2 separate regions of the Homo sapiens genome follow, and region 2 is linked to region 1. Evidence: read pairs that join two places in POLR2A ChIA-PET (ENCODE). Cell type or tissue: OCI-LY7. All regions are shown on one strand. Each heading gives the region's core, and the rest is flanking DNA. Links, peaks and the distances in the headings are about the cores only.

The links. Peaks named below come from ENCODE experiments on the same cell type or tissue, not always from the same donor. Only the 100,000 strongest peaks of a DNase experiment are listed, where the experiment ranks them.
Region 2: POLR2A ChIA-PET joins it to region 1 with 5 read pairs; 4 of 35 experiments call an interaction of 5 or more read pairs at or near these places.

Annotation. Positions count from the first base shown.
Region 1 is chr10:119,121,572-119,138,327 of GRCh38, reverse strand. DENND10 (DENN domain containing 10) reads right to left here. Exons shown (of 9, transcript NM_207009.4): 6 at 14,759-14,859; 7 at 8,706-8,813; 8 at 5,719-5,813; 9 at 344-1,857. The coding sequence ends at 1,681. Among named protein-coding and RNA genes, the nearest start is that of DENND10, 26 kb to the right of the region's middle. In OCI-LY7, for the core only: no CTCF peak of the experiment used is centred there; DNase peaks (open chromatin) are centred at 6,247 and 6,497; H3K4me3 peaks cover 811 bases; H3K27ac peaks cover 1,351 bases.
Region 2 is chr10:119,575,418-119,588,109 of GRCh38, reverse strand. TIAL1 (TIA1 cytotoxic granule associated RNA binding protein like 1) reads left to right here. Exons shown (of 12, transcript NM_003252.4): 3 at 5,553-5,651; 4 at 5,887-5,941; 5 at 6,101-6,188; 6 at 8,100-8,175; 7 at 9,276-9,384; 8 at 10,374-10,469; 9 at 10,575-10,659; 10 at 10,907-11,030; 11 at 11,360-11,499; 12 at 12,319-12,692. The coding sequence ends at 12,445. Among named protein-coding and RNA genes, the nearest start is that of TIAL1, 15 kb to the left of the region's middle. In OCI-LY7, for the core only: no CTCF peak of the experiment used is centred there; no DNase peak of the experiment used is centred there.

The DNA.
Region 1 (16,756 bases), core at 4,086-9,085:
CAATTCTCCTGCCTCAGCCTCCCAAATAGCAAGTAGCTGGGATTACGGGCATGTGCCACCACACCCAGCTAATTTTTGTACTTTTAGTAGAGATGGGGTTTTACCACGTTGGCCAGGCTAGTCTCAAACTCCTGATCTCAGGTGATCCGCCCACCTCGGCCTCCCAAAGTGCTGGCATTACAGGCATGAGCCACCGCGCCCTTGGCCGTCTTGAACTTTCAGACAGGTCTTTTAATAATTCCCTAGCGCCCTCACAGTTGAAAAAAGGTATTTTTTCCCCATTTTCTTTGGAATGAGCAGTATTAGAGAAAGAGGGGACAATTCGTCACCCACCTAAAAGTAGTTGAATATCAAAATATATCAATTTTATTTCTGCATCATAAATTTATAATTTTAACAACTTTGATCATTAGCTAATATAGTAATACAAAAAAATGAGAAAAAAGATGTTAATATTCCTCATTTCCATAAAGTGCAGATTTAATTTTCAATTATTTGCCTTAGTAAACATTGTCTTATTTCAGGTACTCCCTGCCCTCACTCAAAAAAAAGGGAGGGTGTTTAATTTTTATTGAACAAATATGTAATACCAAGAAAAAGATGAAAGACCCAATAATGTTTTTTGCAAACATGTTTCCAGGTAAGATTTCCAAGGACATCAGTACTGAGTGAAAAATAATCCTTTACAGTCAATATGAATGAATACACTAACAAGTACATCATTTAGATCTCCATGCTTATTTGGCAATTCCAGTTATGAAAAAGGTACATAAATAGTACAAACAATTGGCTTGACATGTGGCCAAACTACTTTCATCGAAGTTGCTGGAAGCCTTTCTCTGGTTTTGGCCCCTGTAGGAAGTTAATCTCATATTCCCTTAGCAATAATATAAGGTCACTGTTTCAGTCCTACACACTTTTATATTCAATGGGCTTCTTAGTTTATCACATAAGGACTGGCACTTTTTTCAAAAGAATATTGCTAACAGGGTTAAATGAGTGCTAATGGCTGAACGTTTGCCAAATGCTTACTTCTGCGATAGTATAAATATGGATTATTAAAGTTGTCTACTCAAGTATAAAATATATGCAAAACTCTCATAGGCAAAATGTTCAAAGGCCGGGAAAAACCTTTTTTTTTTTTTTTTTTTTTTAACTTTTACGAGAAAGTGCAACTGCAGGGTCTCTTGAATGATCTTCTAGACAGTTCCGCAGAAAATTAGCAGTTTGGCTCAGAAAGTAGAGTTCCTCAGGAGGAATTAAAGTTCTTCCTAGAAGAATACAAAGCAACGTTTCAGGCAGCTTTCTGAAAATAAACCATTAGCTTATGCCTACACAGCGAGACAAACTGGAACGTGTAATAATGAAGGCTTTCACATTTGTTGTGATGTGCTTTTTTTCTCTTACCCCAGGACCTCTAGCTGTTCTGTAATGTTACATAAAGTAGTTATAGCACTTCGTCCAGCACTGACAGCAGGCAGGAAGCTAATCAGCGAGGAGAAAATCGGAAGTGTGTTCATGTGTTTCATTGTTTTTCAGGTCAAATCTCAATACTTGCAAATAAATCATTAAAAAGATATAACAGTTTCTCTGTTATTTTCAGGACTTCATGTAGTGAGTGGGTAATCAGAGTGAAAGAGGGCTTTCTATCAGTCATCAGTGATACGTTCTGTCACACAGTCAGATTTTCAGCATTTGTTCGGCTGCTGCTAGATGATAAAGGAAGTTTTCTGTTGCTGGTGGAAATCGTTTTTGCTTTAGCGCCTCCAAATTAAGGACTCTCTTTTCTCCATCAGCCGAAACTTCTGAAAACGGTGCTAGGTTGGTAAAGATTTCTCTTGTTTTTAGAGCAATATCCTTTAATAGAACAGGAAAATATATGCAACATGTTAGTATCCGAAATTTGAATATTTAGTCTCTAGAATTCTTCCTATTTTTTCCAGACTGTTTATAAACTATGAAAAATGAGCTTGGCGTGGTGGCTCATGCCTGTAATCCCAGCACTTTGGGAGACCGTGGCAGGAGAATGTCTTGAGTCAGGAGTTAGAGAATGCAGTGAGCCATGATTGCACCACTGCACTCCAGCCTGGGCAACCCTGTCTCAAAAACGAACAACAAAAAAGATAACTCCTTTTTTTGTTGTTGTTTTCGAGACAGGGTCTCGCTCTGTTACCCAGGTTGCAGTGCAGTGGTTCAATCATGGCTCACTGCAGCCTCGACCTCCCAGGCTCAAGTGATCTACCCACCTCAGCCTCCTGAGTAGCTGGGACTACAGGCATGCGCCACCACACCCAGCTAATTTTTAAATACTTTTTGTAGAGATGGGGTTTCACCATGTTGCCCAGGCTGGTCTCAAACTCCTGGGCTCAAGCAATCTGCCCACCTTGGCTTCCCAAACTGCTGGGATTATAGATCTGAGCCACTGCATCTGGCCTGATAATTCTTTTTAAAGAAAAAATTAGGAAAAATGAAACAAAATTAACTTAGAAAAATCATAGTGTGTGGTTTTGGTTTTTTTTTTTTTTTTTTTTTTTTTACAATTTTAGTCATTTTCTGAGTGTATAATTCAGTGGCATTAAGTACATTTGCAGCGTTGCACAACCATCACCACTATTTCCAGCACGTTTCACCATCACAAACAGAAACTCTACCCATTACACAATAACCCCATTTCCCCTCGCTTAGCCCCTGGGAACCTCTATTCTGCCGTCTAACTCTGTGAATTTGTCTGCTCTAGATAGCTCATATAAGTGGAATCATACAACATTTACCCTTTAGTGTCTGGCTTATTTCATTAGCATGGTTTCAAGGTTCATCCATGCTATAGCATGTATCAGAATTCTATTCCTTTTCTCCCCCCCAACAAAAGCCACATTCAAAACATTCCATTCCTTTTTAAGCTGAGTAATATTCTACTGTATATAAAGACTACATTTTGCTTGCCCATTCATCTGCTGAAGGACACTGGGTTGCTTCTGCCACGTTTTGGCTACTGTGAGTAACACTGCTATGGATATTTCCATACGAGTACAGTCATGCACCACATAATGACGTTTTGGTCAACCAGGGACCACATTTACAATGGTAGTCCCATAAGATGATAATGCTATATTTTTACAGTATCGTTTCTTTTCTTTTTCTTTTTTTTTTTTTTTTTTTTTTTTGAGACAGTTTTGCTCTTGTTGCCCAGGCTGGAGTGCAATGGCACAATCTCGGCTCGCTGCAACCCCCGCCTCCCGGGTTGAAGCGATTCTCCTGCCTCGGCTTCCCAAGTCGCTGGGATTAACAGGCGCCCACCACCACACCCGGCTAATTTTTGTATTTTTAGTAGAGATGGGTTTCACCATGTTGGCCAGGCTGGTCTTGAACTCCTGACCTCAGGTGATCCGCCCGCCTCGGCCTCCCAAAGTGCTGGGATTACATGCATGAGCCACCGGGCCTGGCCGAGTCCCTGCTTTCAATTATTTTGGGTATATACCCAGAAACAGCATTGCTAAATCATATGGTAACTTGATGTTTAACTTTTTGAGAAATGCTGCTATTGTTTTTTTGAAGGAATCTCTTCCCAAAAGTCCTCTTCTGCCTGGGATAAGTAACCCGGCACCTGCCACGCAGGCTTTATTCCTTTTGGGTGGCTGAGGACTCACTAAAGCACTCATTAAAATCATGTCTTCTGGCCAGGCATGGTGGCTCACGCCTGTAATCTCAGCACTTTGGGAGGCCGAGGCAGGTGGATCATTTGAGGTCAGAAGTTCAAGACCAGCCTGACCAACATGGTGAAACCCTGCCTCTACTAAAAATACAAAAAAATTAGCCAGGCATGGTGGTGCATGCCTATGGTCCCAGCTACTCGGGAGGCTGAGGCAGGAGAATCGCTTGAACCTGGGAGGCAGAGGTTGCAGTGAGCCAAGATCACGCCACTGCACTCCCGCCTAGGCAACAGAGCGAGACTCTGTCTCCAAAAAAAAAAAAAAAAATCATGTCTTCTGGCCAGGCGTGGTGGCTCATGCCTGTAATCCCCAGCACTCTGGGAGGCTGAGGTAGGCGGAGCACTTGAGGTCAGGAGTTCAAGATCAGCCTGGTCAGCGTGGTGAAACCCCATCTCTACTAAAAATGCAAGATTAGTCAGGTGTGGTGGCAGGCCCCTGTAATCCCAGTGCCTGCTACGTGGGAGGCTGAGGCAGGAGAATCGTTTGAACCCACGTGGTGGAGGTTGCAGTGAGCCAAGATTGCACCACTGCACTCCACCCTGGGCGACAGTGAAACTCAAAAAAGGGAAAAAAAAGTCACGTCTTCTTCCTTGTTTGCTGACATCATTAATTCATTCATGTATTTTTGAACCCTTACAGCATTCCCAGCACTTTCACTTGCCCTCCCCAAGGTCTCATACGTCATACTAAGTCATCTAGGTAGCACTTTTAGTCTGTGAACAACACAGTAATGCAAAACTCAGATTCACATATGTTGCTGATATTGTAAGAATATGTCTTTACTCTAATGTTGGGGGTAGGTGGGCAGTGAGGATTCCCATGGTAGGAAAGAAGCGGCCCCAGAGTCTCCAGTGTTCAGGTCCTCAGGGCAAGATCAGCCCACTCTTCCTGCTCACAGCTGGCCAGGCCACCAGCACTGCAGAGAAATGGCCCCTCTCATCTTTCCGCTGACATGTCACCTCCTTAGAGATCTGGCCTACCCATCCCCCAATATTCTCCACCTCAACCCCTTCTGTCACAGCACCTAACATGGGCTGTAATTATCTTGTCATTTATTATTTTCTGTGCATCTACTCCACTAAATTACAGACTCCATGAGGGCAGGGATTTGCTCACCACTGCATCCCCACTGCCAGTGCAATGCCTAACAAACAGAGCTCAAGAAACACTGAGTAAATGAATGGATAAATGAAGAAGGCATCAGGTTGGGCCGAATGAGTAAAGCCTGCATATCAGAGGTGCCCCCGTACCCCCAGGTAGGACAGGTGCAGATGGGAGACAGTCCTTCTGGGCCCTCCAGCCCCAGGTTATGAGTCAGGCATCTAGATAAGGCAACGCTGGAAGTGTATCCTTCAGGAGAGGAGCAAGGAGCTGGGAACAGGCCAAATGCAAGGAGCTGGGCGGGCTGCAGGCCACCACGTGGAAAGCACAAGAAATAAAACCCATTTGCCATCCCAGTTTGGCAAGGGCAGAGCAGGTGCCCACTGGGCCACATGGACGCTGGTCAGCATGCCAGGTAGACACCAGCAAGGAGCTGGCTCTGCGGCATGTGGCAACAGTCACTAAGTGGGACAGGAGTCTGACTGCATGATTTCTGTTGTCCTGGAGACAAGCAAAGCAAAATTTTGACAATCTAGTTCCCCATGCTCAGCAACAACCTCCCCTTTATAATTTGTTCCTCCAGGGAAATTCTCCTAGGAAGAAAGAATGCACTGGCTGGCCCAGAAAAGCCTTCCAGACCACTTGGTAGTTACATTTCTCATTGCCAGCGGTCGGTGTCAGCACCAGCCCCTGTGTATACCTGCCCTCGAGCCCAGTAACTAACTAGATCAGGCCAGCCTGCACCTGCTTGTCCATCATCACTGTGGCCGTCTGTAAACCCTCTCTAAGCACCTGCCCGCTGGCCTCTACCACAGCCCCCCACTCTGCTTATGTGCACAGCTCTGCCGCACACCACCCAGCGACACCGGGTCAGGACTTTCAGTAAGTCAGAAGGTGAGGGAGTTACCTGTATAACGTGGCTCTCTGATTTCTCTGGATCTTCTGCAGACTGAACAATTAGCTGACCCATTTCTTTGTGCAGTTTGCCCATTGCCATGGCCTCTGGTGAGATCAAGAAGGTGAATATTTAGAAATCGACATAAAAAATAATCATGCCATCTATCTGAAAACTTGGAAGACCACACTGAGGGAATTTTCAAAAAGCAGCTGATAACCTCCCACATGTCCATTTTATCACTAGACACAAATATGACAACATGCTGGGAGGAAAGGCATAATATAATCGTGATTTATACTTCTGGGCAAACATAAAAACACATCACACCAAACCAGATTTCCCCTTCACACCCACCTGACCAAAATTTTTATTTTTCTTCCCAGACAAAGCATAATGAACAATTCTGACTACAACTAAGTCATGACTATAAGCCAAGAGTCTGACGTTCTAGTCCAGCTCTTTACAGTTAAGAAATGTATCTTTTTGGCGGGAATATTGTGAAAGAGGAGCTTCCTGTCAGTTCTGCAGAAGCCAGCTGGGCGCTCAATTCGTTTAGATTCTTAGAAATGAGCAAAGGAAACCACCTAAGTTAGCCTGGTTACATACATTGCTACTGTCTGCACTGAGGAGGTTAACAGAAACTTGTTTGTCACTTCAAGAGACAGACTCCATTCAACTGGTGCGGATTAGGATGAGCCCATTTTTATAGACACAGAGCAACACAGGGCAGCAGGAAGATGGCCACCCTTTCTGGTCCTAATGCTTCAGCTGCTTAAGTGGCCCTAGCCACAGCCAGTTTTCTTTCACTTTCGCTTTGCAAAAGGCAGTTATTTCGTAAAGATCTGACCCCATAGTTTGAATTTTTCATCATGAGCATGCATTATGTTTGCAATTTTAAAACGAATTAAAGGAAAGCCAGTTATGGTTCTATTAATTTGAATTTTTCAATAAAACCTCACATAATCGAATCTAACAATTCCCAATGAGTCAGCATTCAGCTGCCCCCACTTTTAGGAGAAAGATAAGTGACAAAACAAAGCTGTTAATCAGTAATCCCATCTAAAACCACTACCTGAGTAGTGCTCAACACGCATTTAAGCCAATCTTTTCTACTTTATGTAGCTGTAATTTGGGACAATTTATTTATTTATTTATTTATTTGAGACAGAGTCTTGCTTTGTCACCCAGGCTGGAGTGCAGTGGCGCGATCTCGGCTCACTGCAAGCTCTGCCTCCCGGGTTCAACTGATTCTCCTGCCTCAGCCTCCCGAGTAGCTGGGACTAGAGGCGCCTGCCACCACGCCCGGCTAATTTTTTGTATTTTTGGTAGAGACGGGGTTTCACCGTGTTAGCCAGGCTGGTCCCGATCTCCTGACCTCGTGATCCACCCGCCTTGGCCTCCCAAAGTGCTGGGATTACAGGCGTGAGCCACCATGGCCGGCCTAATTTGGAACAATTTAGAATGTCTAAGAATGCCACTCTAACACTAGTACACCCTTTCCTGATCATTAGCTCTAAGAACAGCTTCATTCCCTTATGCTTACTAAGACATGCTTCAAAAAGATTTTCCATACTGGAGTCACATTTAACCCTGTGTAGTGATAAACGCCTACATATTTTTTGATACTCCTTTCTTCAAGAGGTGGAGACATTCCTCTCTCAAGTGTTGACTAAACTTAGTGATTTGCTTCTAACAAATAGCATATGGAGGAAGTAATGGTGACTATCAAGGCAAGATTATAAAACGCACTGTGACTTCCTTTTCTCTCTCGGGTCACTCACTCCTGGGGAGCCAGCTGTCATATTGTAAGAACACTCAAGCAACCCTATGGAGAGGCCCATGGCAGAAGGAACTGAGGCCTCCTGCCAACAGCCATGCACATTGAAAGCGGATGTTCCAGCCCCAGTGGAGCCTTCAGATGACTGTGGCTCTGGGATATCGTGACTGAAACTTCCTGAGCCAAACTACCTCTACATAAGTCATTCCTGATCCGCCAAAACTGTGAGATAAATATGTGTTGTTTTAGAACATGATGGCTCACGCCTGTAACCCCAGCACTTTGAGAGGCTGAGGCCAGTGGATCACTTGAGGCTAGGAATTCGAGACCAGCCTGGCCGACATGGTGAAACCCTGTCTCAAGTAAAAATACAAAAATTAGGCCAGGCGCAGTGGCTCACATATGTAAGTAATCCCAGCACTTTGAGAGGCCAAGACAGGCAGATCATGAAGTCAGGAGTTCAAGACCAGCTGACCAACATGGTGAAACCCCATCACTAACTAAAAATACAAAATTAGCTGGGTGCGGTGGCGGGTGCCTGTAATCCCAGCTACTCGGGAAGCTGAGGCAGGAGAATCACTTGAACCTGGGAGGCGGAGGTTGCAGTGAGCCAAGATCGTGCCATTGCACTCCAGCCTGGGCATAAGACTCCATCTCAAAAAAAAAAAAATTAGCTGAGCATGGTGGTGCATGCCTGTAAACCCAACTACTCGGGAGGCTGAGACATGACAATCACCTGAACCCGGGAGGCATAGGCTGCAGTGAGCCAAAATCAGGCCACTGCACTCCAGCCTGGGAAATAGAGCAAGACTCTGCCAAAAAAAAAAAGAAGAAGAAAAGAAAAAGGAATATGTGTTGTTTTAAACCACTGAGTTCTGTATGACTCAGAAACATTTCAAAATTAAGAAAATAAACCGCTAAGTTCTGAAGTGATTTGTTATGTGGCAGTAGATAATACACCTTGTTTAAACACAAAAGTAGTGAAACAAGATGAACAGACTATTTAACTTCTTAATATACACTCTGCTGCATAAGCACCCGGGATGTTCTGCTAATATGTCTATGTTTATAGGAATAAATGTTGTGTTCTAGACACGGAAATATCCATCTTCAGCAGAGTTGGTAAGCCAGCCCTCACATACTGGTTTTAGAGAATCAGCCTAAAAATGTACAACTGTTTGGCTTATATCTTGTATCAAGAACAGAACAGAGAACAAACCTTTTGCAAGGGGAGCAATGGTAATCTCACTCTCTGCCAGATTCACAAACACATCATAGAGGTCTGGTCTGTTGCTCACCTCCAAGTCTACAAATCCAGCGACGTAACCTGCATCACAAACATGAGCAACCTTACTGGAGTAGGAAGAAATATGGTGAACCCATCAAAAGAATTGGGTCTAAAAGCTCATCGACTGCTCTCTTTCACTGCTTTATTCATTCGGGAACATTAGCTGTACCCTGTGGCAGTTAGTAAGACTACATTACTATCAGTTGCCTGAAGATATTCACACAACGCCAGATATTCCAAAATTATCCATCAGTGTCAAGGACAAGACTGAAGTAGGGCATTTACTTTCCAATCATTGCTCTTGGGGTCAAGAATGACAGCTGTGGCAGAAGGTAGCAAGGACTCTCTTGACTGATGTTCCCCCTTCAGGTCTTTGCCTTCAGGAAATCAATGGCAAATGCCTGGGTTCTCAGAGTGGAAATGGCATCATCTTTAAGGGTTCAGGGCAACTCAGGAATTAGCAGATCTCTGGGATTGGTGTTAGAACAATGATTCCCAGATTTTTTTGATTTCACAGAGCAATACAATTACCAAAAAAAAAAATTATTTGAGGAGAGACTGATATGGTTTGGATCTGTGTTCCCACCCAAATCTCATGTCGAACTGTAATCCTCAATGTTGGAGGTGGGGCCGGGTCGGAGGTGACTGGATCATGGGGGTGATTTCTTATGAGCGGTTTAGCACCATCCTCTTAGTGTGGTTCTCGTGATTGAGTTCTCACAAAATCTGGTTGTTTAAAAGTGGACGGCACCTTCCCCCACCTTTCTCCTGCTCCAGCCATGTAAGACGTGCCTGCTTCCCCTTCACCCTCTGCCATGATTGTAAGTTTCCTGAGGCCTCCACAGAAGCAGAAGCCACTATTCTTGCTGTACAGCCTGCAGAACTGTGAGCCAATTCAACTTCTTTTCTTTATAAATTATAGTCTCAGTTTTTTTGTTTTTTTTTTTTGAGACAGTCTCGCTCTGTCACCCAGGCCAGAGTGCAGTAGCATGATCTCGGCTCACCGCAACCTCCACCTCCCAGGTTCAAGAGATTCTCCTGCCCCAGCCTCCTGAGTAGCTGGGACTACAGGTGTGCGCCACCACGCCTGGCTAATTTTTGTATTTTGAGTAGAGACGGGGTTTCACCATATTGGCTAGACTGGTGTCGAACTCCTGACCTCGTGATCCGCCTGCCTCAGCCTTCCAAAGCGCTGGGATTACAGGCGTGAGCCACTGTGCCTGGCCTTTTTGTTTGTTTTTGAGACAGAGTCTTGCTCTGTTGCCCAGGCTGGAGGGCAGTGGCACGATCTTGGCTTACTGCAACCTTCACCTCCTGGGTTCAAGCAATTTTCCTGTCTCAGCCTTCTGAGTAGCTGGGACTACAGGCATATGCCACCACACCTGGCTAAGTTTTGTATGTTTAGTAAAGACAGGGTTTCACCATATTGGTCAGGCTGGTCTTGAACTCATGACCTCAGGTGATCCACCCACCTTAGCCTCCCAAAGTGCTGGGATTACAGGCATGAGCCATCCCACCCGGCCTTCAGTTATTTCTTTATAGCAGTGCAAGAACACACTAATACAGGACCAATTTATCATTCCTAGAGTTTTACTTTACCAAGCAAGGACAGTTAAAAAATAACAGGTGGGGGCAGTGGCTCCTGCCTGTAATCCCAGCACTTTGGAAAGCCGAGGTGGGAGGATCACTTGAGGCCAGGAGTTTGAGACTGTCCTGGCCAACATGATGAAACCCTGTCTCTACTAAAAATACAAAAATTAGCTGGTGGCCAGGCGCAGTGGCTCATGCCTGTAATCCTAGCCCTTTGGGAGGCTGAGGCGGGTGGATTGCTTGAGCTCAGGAGTTCGAGGCCTGCCTGGGCAACATGGCGAAACCCCATCTCTACTAAAAATAAAATAAAAAAAAAAATTAGCTGGGCATGGTGGCACATGCCTGTAGTCCCTGTTACTCGGGAGGCTGAGGCACAAGAATTGCTTGAACCTGGGAGATGGAAGTTGCAGTGAGCCAAGATCACGCCACTGCACTCCAGCCTGGGCAACAGAGCGAGACTCTGTCTCAAAAAAATAAAATAAAATAAGATAAAACAAAATAATTTAAAAAACAACAAAAACAAAACCTACTACTGAGAGCCAGACCCAGGCCCACCCATGAATGAGAAAATGTGACAGATGACAAGTAATATTACTCATTACTGAAAAAAGAAAGAGATTATTCAATAAATGTCCTGGTCCAAGTGGTTATCCATAGGGTAAAAAAGTTCAGTCAGATCCCAAACTCACACACTACACAAAAAATTATTCCAGATAAATTAATAACTTCACTGGGAAATAAAAAACATTAAAAATGTTTAGGCCAGGCACAGTAGCTCACACCTATAATCTCAGCACTTTGGGAGGCCAAGGCGGGAGGACTGTTGAGCTCAAGAGTTCGAGACCAGCCAGGGCAACATGGTGAAACCTTATCTCTACCAAAAAAAAAAATACAAAAATTAGCCAGGCATGGTGGCACGTGCCTGTAGTCCCAGCTACTTGGGAGGCTGGGGTAGAAGGATGGCTTAAGCCCAGGAAGTGGAGGTTGCAATGAGCCGAGACTGAGCCACTGCACTCCAGCCTGGGCGACAGAGCAAGACCCTGTCTCAAAAAAAAAAAAAAGAAAAGAAAAAGAGAAAGAAAAATTTTCATAAGAAAATGGCCAGGCACAGTGGCTCATGCCTATAATCCCAGAGCCCAGGAATTCAAGACAAGCCCAGGCAATAAAGCAAGACTTTGTCTCTAAAAAAAAATACAGACGGCTGGGCGCAGTGGCTCACGCCTGTAATCCCAGAACTTTGGGAGGTCAAGGCAGGTGGATCATCTGAGGTCAGGAGTTCGAGACCAGCCTGACCAATATGGTGAAACCCTGTCTCTACTAAAAATACAAAAATTAGCCAGGCATGGTGGTGGGTGCCTGCAGTTCCAGCTACTCAGGAGGCTGAGATAAGAGAACTGCTTGAACCAGGGAAGTGGAGGTTGCAGTGAGCTGAGAGCATGCCACTGCACTCTGGCCTGGACAACAGAGGGAGACTCTGTCTCAAAAAAGACAGGCAATAACAAACGATGGCAAGAATGTAGAGAAAAAGAACTCTCGTACACTGTTGGTAGGAATGTAAATTAGTACAGTCACTATGGAGAACAGTATGGAAATTCCTCGAAAAACTAAAAATAGAACTACCATATGATCCAGCAATCCCACTGCTGGGTATTTACCCCCAAAAAAGGAAATCAGTGTATCAAAGAGATACCACCATTCCCATGTTCACTGCAGCACGGTTCACAACCACCAAGATTTGGAATCAAACTGAGTGTCCATCAACAGATGAATGGAAAAGAAAATGTGGTGCATATACACAGTGGAATATTATGCAGCTATAAAAAGGAATGAAATCCTGTCATTTGCAACAACATGGATGGAACTGGAGGCATCATGTTAAGTAAAAGAAGCCACGGACAGAAAGACAAATTTTGCATGTTCTCACTAATCTGGGGGAGCTAAAAATTAAAACAATGGAACTCAGGGAGATAGAGAGTAGAATGGTGGGTACCAGAGGTTAGGAAGGGTAGTGGGGAGAGGGGGAAAATTTGGGATGGTTAGTGGATACAAAAATATAGTTAGAATGAATAAGACCTAGTATTTGATAGCACAATAGGGTGACTACAGTGAATGATAGTTTATTGTATATTTAAAAATAACTAGAAGTTGGCTGGGCACAGTGGCTCACACCTGTAATCCCAACACTTTGGGAAGCTGAGGCGGGTGGATCACCTGAGGTCAGAAGTTTGAGACCAGCCTGGCCAACATGGTAAAACCCCATCTCTACTCTCTACCAAAAATACAAAAAAATTAGCTGGGCATGGTGGTGCACACCTGTAATCCCAGCTACTCAGGCAGCTGAGGCAGGAGAATCGCTTGAACCTGGGAGGTGGAGGCCGTAGTATGCTGAGATCGTGCCACTGCACTCCAGCCTGGGCAACAGAGTGAGACTCCAACTCAAAAAAAAAAAAAAAAAAAAAAAAGAAAACTAGAAGTGGAATCACAATGTTCTTAACACAAAGAAATCATAAATGCTTGAGGTGATGGATACTGCAATTACCCTGATGTAATCATTATACATTGTAGGCCTGTATCAAAACATCATATGTACCCCATAAATACATATACCTATTATATACCCATAACAATTAAAAAGTTAAGATGAAAAAAAAAAGTCACTGATAAACTTTTAAGACTAGAACTTTACAAGTTCGGCCAGGCACAATGGCTCATGCCTGCAATCCAGGCACTTTGGGAGCCTGAGGTGGGTGGATCACCTAAGGTAAGGAATTTGAGACCAGCCTGGCCAACGTGGAGAAACCCTGTCTCTACTAAAAATACAAAAATTAGCTGGGCATGGTGGCAGGTGCCTGTAATCGCAGCTACTAGGGAGGCTAAGGCAGGAGAATTGCTTGAACCTAGGAGGCAGAGGTTGCAGTGAGCTGAGATCACACTATTGCACTCCAGCCTGGACAACAAGAACAAAACTCCGTCCCAAGAAAAAAACAAAAACAAAAAAAAACTTTACAGGTTAAATAGTTAAATATAGGTTGCATTTTTTAAATTTTATTTTATAATTTAAAAATTTTAAAAGACAGGTCTCCTATGTTGCCCAGGCTGGTCTGGAACTCCTGGGCTCAGGCGATCACCCCACCTCGGCCTCCCAAAGTGCTGGGATTACAGGTGTGAGCCACTGTGCCCAGCCAAAAACAGGCTGCATTTTGATGATGGCTGAACAACAACGTGAATGTACTTAATGCCACTGAACTGTATGTTTACCAATGGTTAAAAAGGTAAATGTAGCTGTGCGTAGCAGCTGACACCTGTAATCCCAACAGTGTGGGAGGCCAAGATGGGCAGATCGCTTGAGTTCGGGAGTTCAAGACCAGCCTGAGTAACACAGGAAGACCTGGTCTCAAAAAAAAAGGTAAATCTTTTTTTCTGGAGACAGAGTCTCGCTCTGTCGCCCTGGCTGGAGTGCAGTGGCTCAGTCTCAGCTCACTGCGACCTCCACCTGCTGGGTTCAAGTGATTCTTGTGCCTCAGCCTCCCGAGTAGCTGGGACTACAGGCACCCACCACCACACCCGGCTAATTTTTTTTTTTTTTTTTTTTGGTATTTTAGTAGAGATACGGTTTCCCCATGTTGGCCAGGGTGGTCTCAAACTCCTGAGCTCAGGCAATCCACTTGCCTCAGCCTCCTAAAGTGCTAGGATTATAGGCATGAGGCACCGCGCCCGGCCAAAAAAAGGTAAATCCTATATGCATTTTACCACAATTTTTTTTTTTTTTTGAGACGGAGTTTTGCTCTTGCTGCCCAGGCTGGAGTGTAGTGGTGTGATCTTGGCTCACCGCAACCTCCGCCTCCCAGGTTCAAGTGTTTCTCCTGCCTCAGCCTCCCAAGTAGCTGGGATTACAGGCATGTGCCACCATACCCAGCTAATTTTTTGTATTTTTAGTAGAGACGGGGTTTCTCCATGTTGGTCAGGCTGGTCTTGAACTCCCGACCTCAGGTGATCTGCCCACCTTGGCCTCCCAAAGTGCTGGAATTACAGGTGTGAGCTACCGCTCCCGGCCACAATTTTTTTTTAAACTAAAAAAAAAAAAAAAATTTAAGGGCAAAAAATTGATTGCATGTGCCAAAGAAATAATAAAGGATCAGTATCCCACTTGGGAATGCACAAAATAAAAACAAAAAACCCTCTTTAAAGTGGAATAAAATTAGCCAGGCGTGGTGGCACATGCCTGTAATCCCAGCTACTTGGGAGGCTAAGGCAGGAGAATTGAAGGCGGACGTTGCGGTGAGCTAAGATCGTGCCATTGCACTCCATCCTGGGCAACAAGAGTGAAAATCCGTCTCAGGAAAAAAAAAAAAAAAAAAGTGAAACAGTTCCTCCCCTGGGATCCTCTTGTCTACCTGTGCACATCTGCAGGGCTTCCAGCTCATCGGCGTTGAGGTGCACGTAAGAGTGAAGGATGGTCCAGTCCTGTCGGTGCCACACCAGGGCAGGCAGAGTCCTGGGGAATCAAGGCAAGAACTCAAGTTGTTGCTGGTCCACACCTTAAAGACTCAGCCTGCCCCCTTCTCCTCTTCCTGAGAAGGAAATGAAGAGGGTAGAGTCTACAGCTAATCAGGGACAGAGGTGAGACCAAGCCCCAAATGTGCTAACCTCTGGGCTTCAAATTAAAGCAATGCAATGTTTTACTATTTATTTTTTTGAGATGGAGTTTCACTCGTCACCCAGGCTGGAGTGCAATGGCGCGATTTTGGCTCACTGCAACCTCCACCTCTGGGGTTCAAGTAATTCTCCTGCCTCAGTCTCCCAAGTAGCTGGGACTACAGGTGCCTGCCACCACGGCCCGGTTAATGTTTGTATTTTTAGTAGAGATGGGGGTTCACCATGTTGGCCAGGCTGATCTTGAACTCCTGACCTCAGGTGACCCACCTGCCTTGGCCTCCCAAAGTGCTGGGATTACAGGCGTGAGCCACTGCACCCAGCCTCTCTGCAATGTTTTAAACTCTGCTTTTGGGGATCAGATCAGCTACAGAAAGCTCAAGGTGAAGTTTCAAAAGATCCCTGTGGTAGCAAAGAGTGACGCTTCTAAGGTTTTCCTCTGAAAAATCCCACTCTGGAGACTGCCATGGAAAGGGAGTCTAAGGGTAAAATTCAAAGTCACCTCTGCAAGCAAGAAATTTTCTGGAAGTCTCCCATTTATATTTAAAATTTTAGTAAAACTCGCAAACCAAGTGTGTTTGTTTCCCTAAGACATAGATTTCTCTGAAAAAAACTTATGGTAGAATAATGACTGCAACAAGATGTATCAAATTTATCTGTGGCTTCATGAACCCCTGGTGCCCTGCTAAATATCTCAGAAGCTGTGACCGCTCCAGTTTAAGGAGCATACGTAGAGGGGGAAAAGGTGATGGGATAGAAAATATGGGCTTTTGGACCCAGAGAGGGCAGGGTGAAAGTTCTGTCTCTCTCACTTAAAATCTGATGCAATCATGATCATAACAATAATAACTTCTAAAGTGTGTCTTACAGGCTAGGTACATGTTAAGCATCTTACATAAATTATTTCCAGTCTTAACAAACTTGTAAGTAGATATTACGATCTTCATTTTACAGATAAAGGAACACAGGCTCAGAAACAATCAATACCTTTTGTTTTGTTTCTGTGACAGGGCCTCACTCCGTCGTCCAGGCTGGGGTGCAGTGACGTGATCATGGCTCACTGCAGCCTCCACCTCCTGGGCTCAAGCGATTCTCCCACCTCAGCCTCCTGTGTAGCTCAGGCTACGGGTGCATGCCACCATGCCTGGCTAATTTTTGTATTTTTTTATAGAGATGGGGTTTTGCTGTGTTGCCCAGTCTGGTCCTGAACTTCTGGTCTCAGGCAATCTGCTAACCTCAGCCTCCCAAAGTGCTGGGATTACAGGTGTGAGCCACCATGCCCGGCCAACATTATCTTTTATGTGTTCACAGAGCTAATAAGTTGCCCTCCCAAGATTTTAACTCAGGTCTTTCTGACTATGAAGCCTTTGTTCTTTTCATTACCTTATACCTATACTCTGCCAACCTTAATTTTCTCATTCATAAAACAGGGTAAAAATACTTCCTTGCAGGGTTCTTGTTATGAGTAAATTTAATAATTTAAGGTATCTTACAAAATGCCTGACATACAGTAAACCCAACACGAATGCTAAGTCCTCTTGCTTTTAAAGAAGGACCTGGCCGGGCACAGTGGCTCATGCCTGTAATCCCAGCACTTCAGGAGGCCGAGACGGGCAGATTACGAGGTCAAGAGATCGAGACCATCTTGGCCAACATGGTGAAACCCCATCTCTACTAAAAATACAAAAATTAGCTGGGCGTGGTGGTGCGCACCTGTAGTCTCAGCTACTCGGGAGGCT
Region 2 (12,692 bases), core at 2,607-7,606, 450 kb before region 1:
GGTTGATTAGCATGATTTTAAAATTTCATTGTAAGCCTCAAGTTATTCTGGTGGAGAGATTTGTGTTGTGTTGACTTATTACTTTGATTTGGCTGACAAACTAGGCTTAGAATGGAGTTTTATTTAAGAGGGCAAAGTTTCCGTGCTGTTAAGCTCAAACGGTCATTCTTCATGGTGTGGTTATCTTGAAGTGATTCTGCTTTCAGAACATTATTAGAGCTCATTTCAGAATGGTGAAAAATTGGAAAGTATTTCATACAATTCCAATAAGAATGTTAACGATTTAGACAGCATGTGTTCATGTGCGAGAACACGAAGTTATTATGTGTGTAGTGTGCAGCACCGTTCGTCTCGTGTGTCTGTAGCAAATACTTACCTTTTTATACTTTCCTGCTAAGACTGTAGCAGCACCCAATTAGTCATGTTTTAGGCTTTTCTTCCTTGTGTTTTTGTTCATTGATCAGCTTTCTTTTTTTTTTTTGGACTATTTCCTATGTACTAGATACTGCAGTAAGTGCTAGAGATACACTGGTGAATAAAGATAGTTCCTTGGCCCAGAGAATTTTACAGTTTAGTAGGGAGACAAAGGAGTTAGCAGGCACTTAGGAAGTAGGATAATAAATGCTCTAGAAGCAGACAACTTAAAGTGCTGTGGGAGCAAATGTGTATCCAGTGCAGCCTTAGGTCAGTGAGCGGCTTCTTGGAGGACTCACTGCCTAGGCGGAAACCTTGAAAGGATAGTAGTACATACTGGCTAGAAAGGAATTGAGGGAAGAAGGGATTCCAAATAAAGGGAACTTTGATCCAGGTTGGTAGGGAGAGCAGGAGTGCTTGAGACAGAGAGGGAAAAATAGAACCCGTAGCATGGTTGTAGTTAAAATGGAATTAGTCGTAAGAGATGGCAGGAGTTTATGGAAAGGGCTAGAAACTGTGCTAAAGAGTTTGTTTTATCCTGAAACGGAGAACTGTTAAAAACCTTTAAAGTGCATTGGCCTTTTGATTGTCTTTCCCAAGTAATGACAATCATCATTTTGTTCTGGTGTATTATATTTTTCCTTCCTGCCTTTAATTATTTATTTGTGCTTTCATCGATCAAAAATTTCCTTTGCACTAGGCACTATACAAGGTACTGGAGATATAATGGAGAGACAGCCAAATGAGTTTCCCAAGCAAATAGGGATGTAAGCCATGAAGAGAATAAAACAGAGTTCTGTGATGATTGGAGGGTTGGTGCTATATAGGCTAGGTGATGAGAGATGTCACCTCTTTGAGCTGAGATGAATAACAAGATGGTGCTATCTATGGTAAGAGCTGGAGGCAGAGGAAACAGCAAATACAAGTCTTGAGTTGGTAATGAACTTGTGTTTGTGGAATCAAAGACCGATGGCTAGAGTCTGGTGAGGGATGGAGGGGAGTTAAGGGAAATGAGTCTAACAGCAGGATTCAGAATCACAGGACATTATGGTCCATGACATAGTTTAGGTTTTACTCTGATTGCTGTGGCAGACCAGTGGAGGGGCTTAAGCAGGGGGATGAGGTGCCAAGATTTGCATATTTAAGCTTACTACTCTATGTAGAGAATGACTGTTTTATGGAGAATAGATTGTAGCGGGCAAGAGCAGAAGGAGAAAAACCATCTGGATTTACTTCACTAGTCTAGGTAAGAGATGATGGAGGCTTATTCTCGAAAGTGCTAGCCGAAGTCAAGATAAGGACAGAGGTTGATAGATTTGGAATATATTTTGGAGGTAGAATTGATAGGACTGGGTTGGCTGTGGGACATAGGGAAAGGAAGAAATCAGGAAATACCCTAAGATTCATGTTAATGCAGTTGTATAGTTGGTAATGCTATTTATTTGCTAAAGTGGGGGTGACCTGATGGATGTCACCATGGGGAGTGGTGGGAATCAGAAATTGTGTTTTGGATGTTAGATTTAAGACATGAATTAGACATCAAAGTGGACGTTAGATTAGGCAGTTGGATAAAGTAGTTTGCAACTCTAGAGAGACCGGTGCTGAAGCTTGCAGTGGTATTTGAATCCATGAAGCCATGGGACTAGATGAGTTCACAGAGAGAGAATGATGGTAAAGAAGAGCACAGAGGCCGTGAGGTCTGAGCCCTGGACAAGCTCAACATTTAGAGTTTGAGTAAGGGAAGAAAGATCCTACAGTGAGGAAACAGGAAAACCAGAGTGTGGTAGGAGACAGAAGAGAATGTTTAAAGGAGGATGGTGGTCAACTGTAGTGAATTCTGCTTGGAAGTAAAGATTAGGATGGAAAAGGAATCACAGAAGCAGCAGAGAGGTCATTGTTGAGCTCAACATGCAGTTTCAGTGGCATGGTTAGCTTGGAAGCTGACAGAAGTAGGTTTAGGAGAGAACGGGTTGTGAGAAAGTGGGGAAAGACTCACTAGAAAATTTTTGAGAAACATTTGTAAAGATTTATTTTAACTATTTTTTAAAACCCCATGTATACATACAGCTATTTGAAGGGTAGAGGGACTCGAAATGAATTTTCATAACATCCATATTCTAGAACTCCTAGATTTGAGCTTGTAAAGTCTCATATTTCTCTGTCTTGACATTTATGTCATCCAACAAAAATTGGTGACAACGCTAAATAAGGTAGGGACATAACGGATTTTTTTTTTTTTTTTTTAAGAGACAGGGTCTGACTCTGTCCTCCAGGCTGGAGTGCAGTGGCGCCATCATGGCTCACTGCAGCCTCCACCTCCTGGGTTCAAGTGATCCTCCCACCTCAGTCTCCCAAGTAGCTGGGACAGCACCGCCACACCTAGTTCATTTTTAAATGTGTTTGTAGAGATTGGTTTCACCATGTTACCAATGGTCCCGAACTTCTGGCTGGTCCTAAACTCCTAGGCTCAAGTGATCCTCCTGCCTCTGCCTCATCCTCCTAAAGTGCTGAGATTATAGGCATGAGACACTGCACCCAGCCATAATTGATTTTTTTTTTTTTTTTTTTTTTTTGAGATGGAATCTTGCTCTTTTGCCCAGGCTGGAGTGCAATGGCATGATCTCGGCTCACTGCAGCCTTGGCCTCCTGGGTTCAAGTGATTCTCCTGCCTCAGCCTCCCAAGTAGCTGGGACTACAGGTGCGTGCCATCATGCCCAGCTAATATTTTTTATTTTTTTATTTTTTGTATTTTTAATAGAGACAAGGTTTCACCATATTAGCCAGGATGGTCTTGATCTTCTGACCTCGTGAACCGCCCACCTCGCCCTCCCAAAGTGCTTGGGTTACAGGCGTGAGCACTTTTTTTTGAGACAGAGTCTGGCTCTGTTGCCCGGGCTGGAGTGCAGTGGCACGATCTTGGCTCACTGCAACCTCTGCCTCCCAGGTTCAAACGATTCTCCTGCCTCAGCCTCCTGAGTAGCTGGGATTACAGGCGCCCGCCACCACACCCAGCTAATTTTTTGTATTTTTGGTAGAGATGGGGGTCTCACCATGTTGGTCAGGCTGGTCTCGAACTCCTGACCTCAAGTGATCCAGCTGCCTCAGCCTTCCAAAGTGCTGGGATTACAGGTGTGAGCCACTGCACCCAGCCCATAATTGATTTTTAGGATGTCACTTGGTGGTGTAAATAAGAAGCTTCCAGAGGGTATAAACTCTAGCAGAGTATCTAGCAGCTATTTATTTTTCTTTCATAAATTTCATTTCAGTATGTGAAAAATCCTTTTTCCCCCATAGTTTTATGATTTTTTTTTTACTTTAGATGTTGTTATCATAGATTCTAGCTTTCCTTATATAATACAAATATATATTATTGATTCTAAGTCAAATTTTTTTAGAATTTTAATATCTGACAGTTGGGATGTGACTTAGAAATAAGTGGTGTCTTAAATTAGATGATATGCAGTGTGATGTGAATATATAAAATATGTGATGTCAGTGAATATATGTGTATATATACATGCACGTGCATACATTGATTGGGAGCTGGCCTACTATTAGATAGATTTGAAATTGGTATTCACGAGTAGACTAGTTTCCTAAAGTGTATGGGATTATCATAGATCTGCTGTTGGACCCCTGTATGTTTTGCTGTGATTATCAGTGTTTTCCTTAGAGACCATTGGGGCAAAAGAGATAGGAGTGAAAGGAAAACTCAACTAGCACAATTTTAGCCTCTTATTTATTTTGATGTCCTTTCTTCAATGAATATTTATGGTAAATGTAATAACTCTTTTACAAGAATTTAAATGTGTGTTTTCATTTGAAGTCTTCCCCCATTTCCTTTCTTTACCTCTTAAGAACAGCATTCACGTGGCTACAACAGTAGGATTTTGTATGAGAGCCCATAGTTTTGTTGTCAGTATTAACGATCCCACTTTTTTTCCCTCAAGGAAATGCCTTCTGGTTCCTTTGCCACTATTGTTTAGACGTCTTATTTTGGATTTTTCTTCTAAAACTTTCCTGGAATGAAAAACTGTTGTGGTTGAAAAGATCTTTATTTTATCTGGTATATTTATCCCTTGTAAGTCCAACTAGAATTCCACATTTTAAATATTATTCTTATAGGGCATTTTACATTGAATAATGATGAATGTTTTTAGCCTTACATAAAAATATGTATTTGTACAGTTGTGCAGCTATTCAGTACAGGTTGCAGTTTCATAGAAATTCATTTCTAGTTTGGTTGTCAGGTGAGAATGTTGCTATAGCTTAGGTAGTACTACTTTCTTCACATCTTTATAAATGTGTTTTAGGTAACTACTGTCAAGCACAGGGTTGCAGAATATATTTAATATAGATTTTTTATATGGTGTTCTTATGATGTAAACTTATAGCTTTGTCTTGGAATATTTTATTCAGATACATTTTCAGAACCTCTTTTCTTGATCACCACTGTTATTTCTCTGATCTTTGGAAGACCAAATTCAAAGTATATAGAATCTTCAGTACATTAGACTATTTTGGAAGGTAGGGAATTCATTTCAGTAGCTGGTTATAAAGCTTAAGTTTTCTTGTTTTTATTTTCATTCTTTCCATATCCAGAAAAGAAATCAATAAAATTCAGTCTTTGTAGCAGCATAGAATTCCATCATTTGTAGTATTGATCCTAATTTTGATCAGTAGTTTATGAAGTTGGTTCTTGCTGTATTTCTGTATCCTGGGATACCACTTATAGAGGATTATGATGCATAAGTAGAACGTAATTTAAAAATAATATTGGAGAAGGAAAGTAGTGGTAAGGAGTGGTCCTCATCAGATCTGAGTTTGAGGTTTTGTTTGGTTTAATATAATCTTCTATTTTATATTTAACACACTTCACCAGAATTCTTTATTTTCATTTAATACTGATGCTCATGATTCTACAACTGCTTTTATAGTTCCGTTTGAGTTCAGCAGTATTCTGAGGTGCAAAGTCAGGTTTAGCTTTAAATCTTATTTAAAAAGTGTTAGGCTTTCATAAGCTTATGCAGTCTCACCTTGTATATTCCCAGCTATCAGTAATGTTTTTTCCTGGATTTTCTTCTCAGCAACCCGATAGCAGAAGGGTCAACTCTTCTGTTGGATTTTCTGTTTTGCAGCATACAAGCAATGACCCATATTGCTTTGTGGAATTTTATGAACACAGAGATGCAGCTGCTGCATTAGCTGCTATGAATGGGAGAAAAATTTTGGGAAAGGTAAGATAATAGGATGATGGCACCTTATGAGTACATATATTTGCATGTCAAACTAGTTTGTATTCTTTCTAGGCAAATTTTTGAGCAGATATTCGGCTGCTGAGTGATGGTTTTGCTTTATTCAGCTTAGTGCTTTTACAAAAATAACCCTGCTTGATAAATGATTTAATAAGTGGTAAGTGTTGTAACTCATGACATGCCTAATAATTTTATTAAATATAATCTTTATTTTTAGGAGGTCAAAGTAAACTGGGCAACCACACCAAGTAGCCAGAAAAAAGATACTTCCAGTAAGTACTCCTGCTGCATTTTACTGTGGAAGAGTTCTGAAATTATCCAGGAGGCATTACCAGCTTAAATAGGTTTTTTTTTCCTCCTCTAGAGTTGCCTTAAAAAGGTTTTAGTGGCTGACTTCTTAAGTATTTGATTACCAAATGCTCTGATTTCAGATCACTTCCATGTGTTTGTTGGGGATTTGAGTCCAGAAATTACAACAGAAGATATCAAATCAGCATTTGCCCCCTTTGGTAAAATATCGTAAGTATCATAATCAGTACTACACTCAGTCATGATAGGCAGAATTGTATATGATTAACTTGTAATTGAATTAAGATTTTCTTTCTCTAGTTAGTATGGTTTTGTTTTGTTTCTTATTTTTCATTTATTTATTTTGGTTTGTTTTGAGTAGTGGATGTTGTTGAAAATGTTAATGTCATTTCAGTGTCTTGGGGTCTCGTTTTCATCTAATCCTGTGTATAATATGTTAAAAAAAATTTAAGTGATTCTGTTTGTTATCTTTGAAGCAGATGTTTGAATGGTAAAACTTATAAAGTCTAGCTTTTTGTCATATGTTTTCAAAATTTGATGGTTTAGGATAATGAGTTAATCAAAAGTAAATGTGATCTATACTGTGTAAGAGTTCAATAACTTTTATAGGAGGAATTTATAAATGGGGGAGAGTAGGTAAATCCTTGGATATATTGTGATTAAATTGGAAATGTTCATGTTTTATTATGATAAATGTGTTTTTGATATTTTAGCTATAAGTGAAAAGTACTATTATACTATTAAAATGTTTCAATGTATGAGTCATAAATGTGGGATTAATTAGATGTTTTTGTTAGTGATATTTGATTCTACTAGTTAAGAGGCAAATGTGGTTTGATTTTTAACAAATTTATGCTCAGATTTTACTGTTGTTACTTGGTAAAAAATATATTGGAAAACTAAAAATGGTTATGAATTGTAGAAAATGTTTATCATAATTTATCTTTCTGATTAAAATCAGTTTATTTTGTATATTTCCTGTAGATTTAAATTAAACATCTTAGTACTACTTTACAGGAAAGTGTTTCAACTAAGAACAACAATATTTTCTCTATACAATTTGTTGTTCTATAGATTTAATTTCTTTAAAAGATGTAATTCTTAACTTTCTGTTTTGATATTTGCTTTGCTTTTTAATCTAAATGTGGTAAGTAGTACTATTTTAAAAATCAATATAAAAATAATACAGGTTGCTGTTTTTCAATCTTTATTTATACCTGAGACCTGCAGTTTTTCTTAAGTCCAAGTCACAATTAAAAGTAATAGCATTCTGGTTATTTTGCAGAATTGCTCATAAGAATGGACAGGATCTTGAAGGCTAACTGCAAGGAACTGTGCACACTGGAACTCAGTTGTAGATTTTTTTTCTCATTTCTATTTATTCTTATTATACATTATTTATATATACATATTTTAGTATTTACATTTTAACATTCTATATTCAGTGGAGTTCTATATTTCCAATCATTTAACTTACTCACTAAAATTTCTGTGTAAATTTGTTGTTTTCGTACTGGTGTGCTTAGCATTGTTGTTAGTTTTTTATTCTCCTTTCTTAAATTTCTGAAAATGTCAATTTTTCAAAATTTACAGCTGCCCAAACTCCAAAATGATGGTAGAGAATTGACCAAGAAAAATAAAGAAATCTGTTAACAGGCCATGTATGCCTTTTTAATTCCTATTTTTTCCTCTTTTTCAATTTTTTAATATTTCATATATTTTGTATCACTAGGCAGAAGACATTTAACTATTTAGAGATTGCATGGTAAAGTAGTTAGTATTGTTACAGTAATTTATAGAATCAGTAAACCTTAGAGGACACTAGTAAATAGAATATTAGAAAGGGAAACTGTTGTTCCTATTAATCTTCAAATTTGAGCATTTAGTTTAGAAAGCACAGGCTATTTGATTAGGTTGCATGTTTATTACATGTTTTTGTCCTACTGCTTTTTTCTAACAGGTAAAGAAGCATTAGGGAGAGTTCAGGAATGGTTGTAGTTAATTAGGGCTAACTGGAATTTTATTTTAAAAATGCTCACAATACAGTGTGTGTGGTTCCTTTTAGTTTTTATTTTGAGGGTGGCTCTTACTTCCCTCATTTAGCTGTGCTTCTTTTCACAGGGATGCCCGGGTAGTTAAAGACATGGCAACTGGAAAATCCAAAGGCTATGGTTTTGTATCTTTTTATAACAAACTGGTACGTTCTTCCATCTCAATTTATATTTTTTAATACTAAATTTAGTCATTAGTTACTTAATGTATTGAATCTGAAACTTGAATATACTTGAATGTTAACTACAAACACAACTTTTATGTAATGTTATGTATGTTTTAATAATAGAGTATAATTTCATTCCTCTTTCATAAACTCGAAAATAAATAGCTAGAAAAAGAATGATTATACTATAAGGAAGATTATTAAAATTGTGTTTGTACATTGGTAAAGGTCAGATGGATTTAGAAGTAAAGCCCAAGTCTAGGACAGATGAGCTAATCTGAGAATTTAGAGGTTAGGTAAATTATATTCAGTTTTAACCATGAAAATCTCAGTTTTAACTCTACCTTTTAAATTATTATTCATACTCTTATATAACTGGGATGTGAATGACTACAACAAATTATGTAAATAAAAATTTAAGCAATTCATCTTGATTTTTGCATATATTCTTTGTAAAAGGGGTACCAAAGTAAGCATTTGCATTAACTGTAACATTAAATAATAAAGTGGGCTTTGATTTTAAAGCAGTTTCAATAACTTAAATCAATGTTTTGTTTTGTTTTGTTTTGTTTTTTTGAGATAGAGTCTCGCTCTGTTGCCCAGGCTGGAGTCCAGTGGTGCCATCTCAGCCCACTGCAACCTCCACCTCCCGGGTTCAAGCGATCGCGCTGCCTCAGCCTCCTGAGTAGCTGGGATTACAAGCATGTGCCACCACACCCAGCTCATTTTTATATTTTTGGTAGAGACATGGTTTCACTTGGGTTCGCCAGGCTAGTCTCAAACTTCTGATCTCAAGTGATCCTCCTGCCTTGGCCTCCCAAAGTGCTGGGATTACAGGTCATCTACATTTTATTGAAGTGGTAAGATAAAGGGCCAGAGTATTCTGTTTTTGCTTAGATTGAATCTCAAGTTCAAATCGTTTTCTAATTGGTAATAGTTCAGTTTCGTTTTGTTTAGGATATTTAGTAAATTCATCTACTGATTTGTATGGAACCAGCAGCGCCGATATTTTATTTCATCTTACAGAGTCTTATTTATCACTCTTTTCTTTGTGATTGTGCTTTCTTTTTTATCCATAGGATGCAGAAAATGCGATTGTGCATATGGGCGGTCAGTGGTTGGGTGGTCGTCAAATCCGAACCAATTGGGCCACTCGTAAACCACCTGCACCTAAAAGTACACAAGAAAGTAAGATATGTCCACTGTGTGTGTTAAAATTATATTCTTCACAAAATCATGTATCATGTATTCATCTAGTCTCAATTTCTAATTTATTTATGTAAGAGACAGGGTCTTGCTCTGTTGCCCAGGCTGGAGTGCGGTGGCATGATCTTAGCTCACTGTAGCCTGAAACTCCTGGGTATAAGTGATCCTTTCACCTCAGCCTCCTGAGTAACTGAGACTACAGGGACATGCCACCATGCCCAGCTAATTTGTAATTTTTTTATAGAGACAGGGTCTGGTTACGTTGTCCAGGCTGACGTAGTATTTAATTAGTGTTGCAAGACTCTAATTATTTCATTTTATATTTCATTATCTGAAAATAATTGGGCTGTGGTATAAGTATTTTTGGAGCTGTGAATCACCTGATTTTATAGATCAAGTCTGTGTCAAATCATAGCATCAAGAAAAATTATGTTTTCTCCTCCCATTGAGGCATATCTTTTTTTTTTTTTTTTTTTTTTTTTTGAGGTGGAGTCTCGCTCTGTCACCCAGGCTGGAGTACAGTGGTGCGATCTCAGTTCACTGCAACCTCCGCCTCGCAGGTTCAAGCGATTCTCCTGCCTCAGCCTCCTGAGTGGCTGGAATTACAGGCGTGTGCCACCACACCCAGCCAATTTTTGTATTTTTAGTAGAGACAGGGTTTCACCGTGTTGGTCAGGCTGGTCTCGAACTCGTGACCTCGTGATCCACCTGCCTCAGCCTCCCAAAGTGCTGGGATTACAGGCGTGAGCCACCGTGCCCTGCCTTAATTTTTGTATTTTTAGTAGAGACAGGATTTCGTCATGTTGGCCAGGCTGGTCTCGAACTCCTGACCTCAGGTGATCTGCCCACCTCAGCCTCCCAAAGTGCTGGGTGCCCGGCCTGAGGCATATCTTAATAGTATATAGTAATTAACAGAAGAGTTTCATAGTACAATATAACAGTCAACGTTTTTGTTTTGTTTCTGCATACAGACAACACTAAGCAGTTGAGATTTGAAGATGTAGTAAACCAGTCAAGTCCAAAAAATTGTACTGTGTACTGTGGAGGAATTGCGTCTGGGTTAACAGGTACAATGTTTGGTTTTCTAATCACCTCTGAGGAGCTTCATCACTGTTCATATGAATTTCATGATACACATCAGCCATGTTTTATTTGTATGTTTTGTTTTATAGATCAGCTTATGAGACAGACATTCTCACCATTTGGACAAATTATGGAAATAAGAGTTTTCCCAGAAAAGGGCTATTCATTTGTCAGGTAACACTCTACTTGAAATATCATTATTACTCTTATATTTGATTCATTCCTTTCACTTATGTTCTCCAGGGTATCAGTGTTTGTTATTTTAGTGCTTCTTTGCAGTATAGAAGTTTAAGCTACCTACCTAATGTACTTTAGAAAAAAAATACCAACTTGCAGGTGTAAACTGATGAGTTTCCATGTTATTTATTGTGTTAGGTTCTTAAAAAATAAAAGACAAAACCATATCATTTTTCTTTCTTAGATTTTCAACCCATGAAAGTGCAGCCCATGCCATTGTTTCGGTGAACGGTACTACGATTGAAGGACATGTGGTTAAATGCTATTGGGGTAAAGAATCTCCTGATATGACTAAAAACTTCCAACAGGTAATTCGATTTTTCATAGCATTCTTTAAGGTTTCCATCTTACATGTCACATAAAAGCTTTGGAAACTCTGTAAAATGAACAATAAAATAAAGCATATAGCTACTTTCAGTTGATTGTATTTCAAAATTGATTATTTGCGGTATTAACTGAATCTTAATACTTTCTTTTCACAGGTGTCACCACCCCAATAAACTTAGACAATGATAAATAACAGAGTCCTATTCACATAAGGGTGCTTACTTAGTTTTTCTCTTCCTTGTCTCCCACTCTTTCTTCATATACGGTGTTTCTTATGTGTTCCCTAAAACAATACTTTGCTTTTTCCTAGGTTGACTATAGTCAATGGGGCCAATGGAGCCAAGTGTATGGAAACCCACAACAGTATGGACAGTATATGGCAAATGGGTGGCAAGTACCGCCTTATGGAGTATACGGGCAACCATGGAATCAACAAGGATTTGGAGTAGAGTAAGTTGTTTGGGTTTTTCCAGTATAGAAACGTATGGTTCTGACAAAATAAATAAAAGTGTGTTTTCCTAGGGAGAATCTATTTTAATTATATACATTGAGCTATTTGGCATTATGAGCATTATAGAAACTAATCTAACAAAATATGATTTATGAGGCTAAGAAATTACTTCTCATTACCTAGGTGGAAAGGGGGGATTGGGGTAACATTTAGTGTGTCCTATGATCCCTGTAAGCAGTTGGTAGAATTTGATTTACATTTCTGATACACTTTTATTTATTTTTGCATGTAAAAGATCTTTGTCCAGATATATTCAAAAGTTTGATGGTTTTATGCCTATGTGGTATGTGTGAGAAATCTGAGGTTTGTGTGATACAAAGTAACTGGCCTTTTTTTTTTTTTTTTTTCTTTTGTTGATAGAGTGGTTTCCTCCTTTGTAATTCCCCTGCCCAGGGCCAGCCCATAGCTTTATTTTCAGATTTCTTCCTTTGAGACTGTTTCCAACATGAACTTGTTTTTAAAATTTCTTATGTAATAGATGATGTGTTGAATCATTCACAATTTTTAAAAAATTAGTTTGCAGATACTCCTCAGACATCAGTGTGTTAAGTTGTGGTTATCTTAAAAATATCAAAGACTAATACTGGAATATGTATTCTACACATATATCATTTATTTCTTTGATCTTTCTATTTGTTGTAGGTGTGTTGATTTCTGGTTTTCTATTCTGTGATTAGGCTCTGCTTGATTTTTGTGTAAATACATATGTGATTTTTTTTTTCTTGTGTTTGCTGAAGATTTTTTCTTTTTCTTCCAAGTCAATCACCTTCTGCTGCTTGGATGGGTGGATTTGGTGCTCAGCCTCCCCAAGGACAAGCTCCTCCCCCTGTAATACCTCCTCCTAACCAAGCCGGATATGGTATGGCAAGTTACCAAACACAGTGAGCCGGGACTCTAAAAAAAAATTGTAATTCATGATAGGCTTCGATTTCCTGTGACACTCTGAAGACATGAAAGTAGACATCGGAAAATGAAAATATTTATTTTAAAAATTGAAATGTTTGGAACCTTTAGCACAGATTTGCTTTGGTGAAGGACACGTGTCTTCTAGTTCTGCCTTTTTAAGTTTTTGTTCATGATGGATATGAACATGATTTTTCTTTATGTACAAAAACTAAAATAAAGTCAATAA